Regions from separate parts of the Homo sapiens genome. Here region 1 is linked to region 2. Evidence: chromatin contacts called from ENCODE Hi-C or POLR2A ChIA-PET data. All regions are on one chromosome and are shown on one strand. Each heading gives the region's core, a stretch centred on a gene start or an enhancer-like site at or near the end of the contact. The rest is flanking DNA. Distances are from core to core; before and after follow the strand shown. Region 1 overlaps CLIC5 (chloride intracellular channel 5). Region 2 has its middle 100 kb from the start of RUNX2-AS1.

Region 1 (5,046 bases), core at 912-3,411, 250 kb before region 2:
TCCAGAGAGTAGAGAGTTCCAGGCAAATGTAGTTGCTGAAAGAAGTCGAGAATTGAGCTGCTGCTTAGAGCTCCTAATTCTCCATCTTTCGTGTGTGACTTTCATTCTTGTTTCACAGGATGGTTGCTCCACCCCCAAACATCACATCCGCATTCCAGACAATGCCAGCCGCATCTATCTTATCTTTCCCAGAAGCCCATTGATTAATTTCTACCGATATCTCTTTAGCCAGAACTTGGTTATTTGGCCTTCTGTAGCTGAAATTCTGGGAATCTAGGAAGATGAGTATTTTTGATAGGGCACATTGCTACCCTGAAAATATATATATATATGGGCTCTGTCTTCTACTAGTAACAAATAAAAGGAGACTGAATTCTTGTATATTCAATTCTTATATATTCACTTTCAAGTTAAGGTGATATTTTTTCTCTCTCTGGTGAAAATACCTGTCCTAGCCATTGCCAAAAAGGACACACTATTTTAAATTCTCCTTTGGTGCTGGAAAAATCTGAGTCATTTACCCCCTACTAGATTTCAGGAAACAGAAGTATAAAATTGCACATTTAATTTGCTACACACTTCAAACTTTAGGAGATGCAAGACTCATGTAGTAAAAGCTGTGCAACTCAAACATCCAATGGGTAGCTTCTCCCCACAAACTGTAATTTTTGCTGGGGCACATTAGGGTATCCAGGGAACTGCTCTGAGCAAGGGGGAGGGAGGTCCAGGTGTACTTGTAGCATATCTGGGGAATTCTGTGTAAGTATCAGTCACCCCCAACCTTTAAGGTTGCCCCATTTCACATCTGTTATGATGAAGGCTTTCGGCTGGGGGACTGTGGTTCTGGCTGTAGAGTCAGAATGAAAGGAACAGCTGAATATCCCTGTTCATGTCAGCATTTCAGGGCAGAGGATGAGTCAAGCACGATGTTTACTGAGCAGAGCCAGAGGCAAGAGCCACTTTTTTCTTGCAGCTCTAAGAATTTTTTGTTGCTTTTTTTGTATGCTTTGTTTCTCATACATCAGCATCATCATGCGTTGCACATACACATTGTACATAACAACTGCTTACAGCATGCCGGGCACTGTACTAAGCCCTCTGCAGGTGATGACTCAATTATTGCTCCCAGCAACCCTCTAAGGTATGCCATGTTATGATCTCCACTTTGCAGAGAAGGAAACAAGCACCGGTTAAGCAACCTGCCCAAGCTAGTATGTGTCAGGGTCAGGACCCCAGCCCAGGCAGCTGGTCCCATGATCTGTGCTCTTGACTTGCGTATATTAACATTTAATATAATCCACTATTTAATATGTATGTAGTGCTGAATTAAACAAGAGTGTGTCATTTAGGAAATGGTGATCAAATCAGTTCACGATCCGATGAATACTCAATGAATGACTACCATGTGTATTTCCTTAAATATACTCAACACTTCCCACCTTCCCCATCAGGGTCCTCACCCAGCAATCCATGTGGGGAAAGGGGCACAAAGTTGGCCCACAGTGGGCACCGAATAGATGCCTGTTTAACAAATAAAAGAATGGGCAACTGGAAGAGAATTTGTAGGATATTCACAGAATCACCAAATCCAGTAATTATTTCAGTCTAGCATTGCAGTGGCACAGAGGCAGTTTTTAAGTTTGTGAATGGCTCTTATGTAAAAGATGTGGCTATTTGAGGATGAAACAAGACAAAATGTGGTGAATGTACTTCAGCCTAAGTGTTTTGGGGGAGGGAGAATTGAGAAAAATCTCTAGGTCTAAACGCTGGAACGGATGACTGATAAAGTTAGAATCTCTCTTAACCAGCTCATTCTAAGTGTGTGAGCATCCGCATTAAACCTAATCTATGGCCTGATACTTAAAAATAACCTGTTATAAAGTAACCATAAAAAAACTCACAGATTTCAGCCTGATTCATTTGGCCACATAAACTACAATCAGCATTAATAGCTTCCGTCAGCATTTATGCCGTACTTTCTATTAGCACGATGGGTTCTACAATCATTTATGAGTTTCTGGAAAGTCTAATAGAAAACACACGTACATGTTCTCTGTGGAAAATACACAATAGGTTTTTGGGGAGTTTTTTGTTTGTTTGTTTGTTTGCTCAGGGATAAGCCAGAAGGTGTCGCCACTGCCCCATGGCTAAAGTCTGGGCCGGGTTCCCTAACCAGAACTTCTCCCCTGATCACTCCTGAGCTCGCTAGCTCTGCAGCTTCCTCCCACATTCAGTCAGTCTCTCTCTCTCTCTCTCTCTCTATCTCTCTCTCTTTCTCTCTCTCTCTCTTCCTCCCTTCTCCTGTTGATAAATAAACATTCAGGCAGCTTACATGCTACAGATGAGTACACAAAAGGAAACTTAATTCGAAGACCTAAGTGATAATCTTTCTCTTCAAATCTACTGTGGCTTTTAAGAGGTTTAGAAAATTATTTGGATCTGGAGTCCCTACCTCCCTTCATACTTTAAGAAAATATTATACTAAAGGCATGCTAAAGTTGTCCTAAATGTTTACCATGCTGGTGTTTTAAACATAGCCAAATACTGGCCAAAGTCTCTTGCCTTTAAAAAAAATATGCATTTTGTTGTTGTACTAATACTTCTGAACATACGCCAAATATAAGGGTGATTTGTGGAGCTGTATTAAATAAAAAGATGCTTCTTTATAAGAATCCCCTATAGAGCTTGGGGAAGCAGCTATGTGGAGAATCTGTGTCTTCCTTAAGAAAGTTTCTGAATTCCTTGGAAATACATCAGAAAACACCCCATTCTCCCCACCACAGAGGAGGGTGGGCAACCAACAGTGTCCTATATCCCAACCCACCATAATTGTAAGACTTAAACGCTATCTTTCAAATAAAGAATCATTTACTGGCTTCTTACTGGAAAGAACTATAGGAGCTTGTCATTTAATTCATCCTCCCCTCTGAGGCTGAAATTCTTTCTAGAACAAACAAATAATACCCATGGCACCACGTGCTGCACACTCTCTGTAGCCCAGCTGACGCCACACGAGGGAACAGTGGGGAATCTGTTGAAGTTGCCATTGCATTTTGCTTTCTCATAAACCGCTGTTTGTCTTTCTGCCTTTCCTGTTTTTAGCAGTGCCTAGAAACGGAGGCCTGGGAATTGCCTCCCCCATGTGAGCCCCTGGGTTGTTCACACCCAGGGCCAATTTGACAACATCCTCCTCTCTGGCTATGAGGCCAAGTCCAGTGTTCTTGGTTCAGTGCCAAAGGTGGACATGAACTCTCTAAACTGTCAAACTAAGAAAATGTGACACACCCATGTGGCCTGGAGAGAGCAAAGCCAAACCCAAAGAGATGCTTCCAGGCAACTTTAGATCCCTAACATGTTAGGAAAGTCAAGAGCAAGCTTCATCCTGCAAGCTCTCCAGGATTCTCCTTGGACCTGGAACATGCTAGGATGTTCAGATAAACTTCACTTCAGACACTGAATTTCTGCCTTGAGCTATCTCTTCTCTCATCTTTCTCTCGGTGTCTTCTTCCCCTTCATCCTCTCATAAACCCAAGTTCTATAGCTGTAATAATAATAATAGCAGTTAACTTTAATCAAGTCTCACTCTGCACCAGACACTAGATGATGTGAACCTGTGAACAAGCATAACTGAGGATTCAAACCCAAATCTCTTATGGCAGAGTGAATGTGCTGCTCTGCTACTGTGTTTGTTATCAGAAGCCATGGCTCCCCGACATACTCGACCCAGATTCTCTGTTTCTTCCTTGATGAAACCAGTGACATGCAAACATAGCCAGAGGGCCCAGGCACAGCAGAGAGCGTCCCATCAGACCTGATAGAAAGTCCCCTTCCCATCTTCTAAAACCTTGCTGCCATTTCTGACTTCATGTGGTCTAAGAATCTGGTGTAGACATTATTTAAAAGACAAAGGGACCTGAAAATCAGCCCCCCCTTACCTGCCATGAGTCCTAGAAAGGTCACTGCGGATGAGAAAACCCCAGTTTCCACCTGCTTTATAATTTTGCCTTTGTGTGGTCATTCATACTCATATAACCTAACTGTAACTGGGCTACTGTTCTCTTTCTTTAAGGACTTTGGCAACTGAGAAAAAAGCTACATGACTCATTTCTAAAACCTGAAAGATGAATGCAGATCTTTATGTAAAGTTTTCTGGTGGGGGAGGGGATTGGTTACACTGCCCATCACAGAGCTGAACATCCTCAAAATCCCCTTAGAATATCTTTGCCTCTCCTCAAAATTGAGCTCGTTATAGCAGCATCTACATTTCTGCCTGCTTGGCCTGCACCTGCCCTTTTCCTCACCCTCCCAATCCTCCTGGGCCCTGCTGGGGCTCCTACATCCCGCTTGCTCCTGGATCTTTGGCCTAGTCCATCTGATCTCTCTCAGTGTCTCTTCCTCTTGTCCTAGCTGCCTGTGGAAAGAAAGGCTTCTTCTTCCAACAGATGAGTAAGTGGTGATATTCTTCTTATTATTATTTTTTGTTTCCATCACGTTACCATTCACGTTTTAAACTATCAAATGTCAACAAGTGTGGCCATCTTTGTATTTTCTCTTCAAAAATATGTGATGGCCAGAGACATCTCCGTCTGCCATGGTCTTTCTCAAACCACCACTGTACTTTTTTTGCACCCTTTGGTTATATCAACATGATCTCAAATGAGAAGATGAAAAGTAAAAACTTCATTCAGTGCTCCAGGTATTTCTCAATATCTAGATATTTCTTTCCTCCTAGGAAAAATCCAAATGGATTTCTCACTTTTTGACCAGATGTTTCATTGTCACACAGCCCGTGTGACAGCACTGGCCCCTAGTACAGGCAGAGTTGAAAAGTGATGTGATGGGTCATGGTTGCCCCTCTACTCAGAGAAAACTCCTTCTTGACCTCATCACGGTCGCTGAAAGTACTAAGAATTATATCTGAAATCAAGCACTGGTAGCAGAACACAAATATGTTACCAAATTAGTTGGAAGGTAAGGCATGGGGGAGTCATGAGGGGAACCCCATCCTCTTTTGTCAGGGGAATGAGAACATTTTGCAGCACCTGT
Region 2 (4,831 bases), core at 2,126-4,625:
CTATCATGAACAATGCTGCTATGAACATAAGTGTACAAATATCTCTTTGAGATCTTTCTTTCAATTCTTTTTGGTATAGACCTATTAGGTTGGTGCAAAAGTAATCGTGGATTTTGCTATTTCTTTTAATGGCAACAATCGCAATTACTTTTGCACCAACCTATAGATGCAAAATTGCTGAATCCTATGGTAATTCTATTCTTAATTTTTTGAAGAATCATCATACTGTTTTCCACAGTAGCTGTACCATTTTACATTCCCACCAACAGGGCACAAGAGTTCCAAATCCTGTGTATCCTCATTAATACTTGCTTTTTGCTATGGTGTTTTGATAGTAGCCATCCTATTTGGTGTGAGTGTTACCTCATTACGGTTTTGATTTGCGTTTCCCTAATGTTTGGTGATGTTGAGCCTCTTTTCATGTGTTTATTGGTTATTTGTATATTTTCTTAGGAGAAATGCCTTTTTTTTTTTTTTTTTTTGAGACTGAGTCTCACTCTGTCACCCAGGCTGGAGTGCAGTGGTGCGATATCGGCTCACTACAAACTCCACCTCCCAGGTTCATGCCATTCTCCCACCTCAGCCTCCCGAGTAGCTGGGACTACAGGTGCCCACCACCACGCACAGCTAATTTTGTTTTTGTATATTTAATAGAGACGGGGTTTCACCATATTAGCCAGGATTGTTGCAATCTCCTGACCTCATGATCCGCCCACCTCAGCCTCCCAAAGTGCTGGGATTACAGGTGTGAGCCACCACACTTGGCCCAGAAATGCCCATTTTTAAATTAGGCTCTTTGTTTTTGAATTTTAGTTCTTTATATATGCTGGATATTAATCCCTTATCAGATGCATGATTTATACATATCTGCTCGCATTCTGAGAGTTACCTTTTTACTTTGTTGATGATCACATTATTTCTTACAGCTAATTTTGAGGGTGGATTGTCTTCCCAGAAAATGGGGAGAAATAATGTCTCAATTTTTTAAAGGTAGAAGACCCAGGATGAATAAAGTTTCAGGTCTAAGAGGAAAAATATAAATTCTTAAGCTATAGAAATGGTCCTTCACCTGATTTTGTACCTCACAGTAATGTAAAACTGAACCTGTTTCAAAGCCACCTTTTCTGTACAGTGCTGCTATTGTGCTGTGGGTGGTACAAATTTAGCCAACCCTACAAAATCCACTTCCCTAGACACATTCTGCAAGGTTTCTGTGACCGCTAGTGGTAAAGCACCACAATGGTGCTCATCAGTCAAACATCACTGCCGGTAGTCTCATTCCTCCTGGAGGCACACACTGAAAGAGAGAACTTTTCCTCTGGGGTCCTGTGCTTATGTGTTCATGGTCTTGTAAGTCACAGCAAAGAGAGAGAAAAACACAGGAGAAAATGAAAATGTCCACAGGAAACAGCCAACTGTACAGAGACAGTGCTTTGGGAAAACCTAAATGGGACTTTATTTCTTTACAGGGGGAAAGAACAAGAATGCAGTCAGCTCAGGTTTATACCAGGATAAAGTGAAATGGGTGGAAAGATGTGTGAGTTCTACCTTAGGTAAGTTGGCACCCCTCAGTTTCCCCAAATGAGCAGGTGGAACTGGGTGAGCCTGCGGTTCCTTCCAGTCTTTATAGTCTGTGTTTGGGGAAAACCAGGAGGCCACCAGCACAGAATATTTGCGTGGGGCCATGTGTGTGTCCTCCCCAAAGGGGAGAAGATAGCAGGGAAGCTCAGCGTCGGGGTGACCAGGAAATAGTGAGAGCTCCCAGCCCAGGAGAGCAGGCCCCTAACAACGAGCCCTTATGAGGGGCAGGTACATGTACACAGTGTGTCCCTGAAATGAGCTGTCAAAAGGAGGGGAAAGAGTACCCTGAGGGTGTGTTTTGGAGAGGAGAGTGGTAGAGAAGGGGGATTCAGAAAACAAACTTTGCTTTGGAACTCCAGAGGAATAAGGACAGGGAATGCCCTCCAAGTACACGTGGACAACATTCACAGCAGATACCCTCAGCTCCCAGATCCAAAGAGGGTAACCATGTCCAACAGGGATGACCAGGTGGCATTTCTAAACCTCATGTGCAGTTCTAAGAGGAGACTCCATTTTTTTTTTTTTTTTTTTTTTTTTTTGAGACGAAGTCTCACTCTATCGCCCAGGCTGGAGTGCAGTGGCATGATCTCGGCTCACTGAAACCTCTGCTGCCTGGGTTCAAGCAATTCTCCTGCTTCAACCTCCCGAGTAGCTGGGATTACAGGTGTCTGCCACCATGCCAGGCTAATTTTTGTATTTTTAGTAGAGATGGGGTTTCACCATCTTGACCAGGCTGGTCTTGAACACCTGACCTCATGATCCACCCGCCTCAGCCTCCCAAAGTGCTAGGATTACAGGTGAGAATCCATTATTATATTTAATATTTCAATGCAGGGACTCAGAGCCCTTAAACTGCTTGGACCTAAAAAACCATTCATGGACCACACATGACCTGATCACTCTTGTTCCCTTCCTGTATCTGTGACACAGACAACAAATGCCATCACTTCTCGGCCACAGGTGGAGACCCTGGCCAAGGATACATGACCAAGGATACACGACAGAGCTACAGATCAGTCCTGAACAGAAATGCAACAGAACAGCCTCTTGTTTCCTCAGCCACACTTCTAGACCGAATTTCCTGCCCTGAAATGCTGTCCACAGCCAGGCCAAGGAGCGGAAAAGAGAAGCCTTTTAAAATTAGCATACTAGCATATGGGGCGGTGGGAGGAGGGGGATGAAAAGAAGGATCTTGGAAGAGCTCCAGCTATTTTATTCCTGTTTTTTCATTCCAGTTTGGAGATCTGGGACACATTGATTCACAACTTTATAGTTCTTATTCAGCATTGATTTATGGGCTGACCAATCTGGGCCTAATCAGTCAGAGAAGGATTGGGGTTTTTTTGTCCAATAATGTTATATTTATGAGTCCATGAAGTGCACCGTGGCTGCAGCCCTGCCTGGAGTCAATAGAACAGAACTTCTAAGATCTCAGAGAAGGGGGTTCCCAGACCATTTTCTGCCCCCATATCATGCTTAAAGCTCCACTGTACATTAGAGGCCCCTGGTGTCATCTCACATTTAAACTCCAAACGGCTTGCCTGTAAATCTTCAACAACTGTGAACAGCTATGACAGTCTCGAATGTCCGTGGTTCTGTGCATCTGTCACTCTTATTTTCTTCTTTCCTTCTCTGACTGTGGAAGTAACTAACCCGCAGCTGGATGCTCACTGGATATTTCACAGCTGCGGAGACCAGGGCAGCGTTTGTTCACTCAGAGAAGCCCAGCCAGGGCTGTGCGGAGTTCAGCGGGTTATCATGTGCTTCCGGCTTGATCTGTGGTTATTCTGGTTCAGTGACTATAAAGAAATGAGCAGCCTGGCTAGACAGGAACTAGTTGAGAAGCCTGTCGTGGAGGGGAGGAAACAGAAATACTCAGATTGCAAGCATCTTTATGTTTTTCTTTGACGGGAAAGACATTTTCCCTGTCACACTCTTGGCAGCTGTCTGTTCTCAGCCTTCAACTCTGGTTAGCCCCAGCCGAGTCATTTATTTGCAGGACACCTCAGGCAACAGTGTCCCTGCCTCCCTGCCCTACCGTGGGTACCAGCAGTAAATGTCCATCACCAGCCTCGGCTCCCTAATTCACCTGACAAAGGATTCCACTGCTTGATTTATCCTGAGGAGAGAAAAATTCAGCAACAGCAAGAAACTTAGAAAAGCCATAGGCATCTGACAGACGAAGGAAGAAAGCTGCCAATTCTGCATTTCAGAGTCTGAGCCTATGAAGCCAACCAGATCTACCTATAAAGAGGGAGTCTTGAATGTCCTAGGAAGACTGCCAACCATTACTGGGTGAACAATCAGACAGGTCATCAAGTCAGGGATTGGCAAACTTTTTCTGGAAAGGGTCACATGGTTAAGTATTTCCAGCTTTGAGGTTACATACAGTCACTGTCACATCTTATTTTTTCACTACGACTTAAAAATGTAGGCTGGGCACGGTGGCTCACGCCTGTAATCCCAGCACTTTGGGAGGCTGAGGCAGGCAGATTACGAGGTCAGGAGATCGAGACCATTCTGGCTAACACAGTGAAACCCCATCTCCACTAAAAATACAAAAAAAAAAAAATTAGCTGGGCGTGGTGGCGGGTGCCTGTAATCCCAGCTACTTGGGAGGCTGAGGCAGGAGAATGGCGTGAACCTGGGAGGTGGAGCTTGCAGTGAGCCAAGATTGCGCCACTGTACTCCAGCCTGGACGACAGAGCGAGACTCCATCTCAAAAAAAAAAAGTAAAAGTCATTCTCAGTTCACAAGCTGTACAAGAGTAAGTCACTGGTCGTGGTTTGCTCACCACCCCTCACCCCAACCCGTGGTTTAGACAAACTAAAATTGTTTTTTATTTTAAATTTTGTATCCACTCCCACTGTGCATACATGCATGTGCATGAGCGTGTGGCCTGACAGCTCCAGGCAGTCCCAACGCGCCACACCTCACCTTCCTAGGGTAGAAGTAACACTGGGTAACTCACTCCAGAGAGCCAAGACGCGCTATAGCAGAAAGAACACAGGCTTCAGGAGACATGAGGATTCCTCCCAGCTCAGTGCTGCATCTGTTCTGTGCCCTGAGCCCGTCTCTTGCCCTTTGTGACCTTCCGAGATCCATTTGCAGGGTGAAGGGGGTCAGGCCAGATGATGTCCAAGCTCCCTCCCAAAAGCGATATTTCCTGTAGGCATCCCAAACCCATTTAGGACCAAATGAGGATGTCAGAGAAAGGAATGGATACAAATGTCTTCTATTTGTTCACTCT

What was found. A loop is a pair of places that touch in the nucleus more often than their neighbours do. ChIA-PET counts read pairs that join two places held with the same protein, here RNA polymerase II (POLR2A). Pooled maps may share reads with other maps.
Region 1: a map of GM12878 shows a loop between it and region 2 (2.8-fold over the local background). The contact joins two enhancer-like sites. A Hi-C loop is called at or near these places in 2 of 168 maps with a recorded cell type or tissue (GM12878 and naive thymus-derived CD4-positive, alpha-beta T cell), 19 of 37 single-sample maps with no recorded cell type and 10 of 50 pooled maps. POLR2A ChIA-PET finds 5 or more read pairs at or near these places in 1 of 52 experiments (WTC11).

What each region holds. Positions count from the first base shown.
Region 1 is chr6:45,920,051-45,925,096 of GRCh38, reverse strand. All of the region lies in intron 4 of CLIC5 (chloride intracellular channel 5), which reads left to right. Among named protein-coding and RNA genes, the nearest start is that of CLIC5, 93 kb to the left of the region's middle. RefSeq lists an enhancer at 642-791. Within about 2 kb of position 2,161, at least 2 of the 41 ENCODE cell types and tissues checked have a DNase peak (open chromatin) inside an H3K27ac peak, as active enhancers do.
Region 2 is chr6:45,676,200-45,681,030 of GRCh38, reverse strand. No RefSeq gene overlaps it. Among named protein-coding and RNA genes, the nearest start is that of RUNX2-AS1, 100 kb to the right of the region's middle. RefSeq lists enhancers at 3,080-3,199, 3,210-3,269. Within about 2 kb of position 3,375, at least 10 of the 41 ENCODE cell types and tissues checked have a DNase peak (open chromatin) inside an H3K27ac peak, as active enhancers do.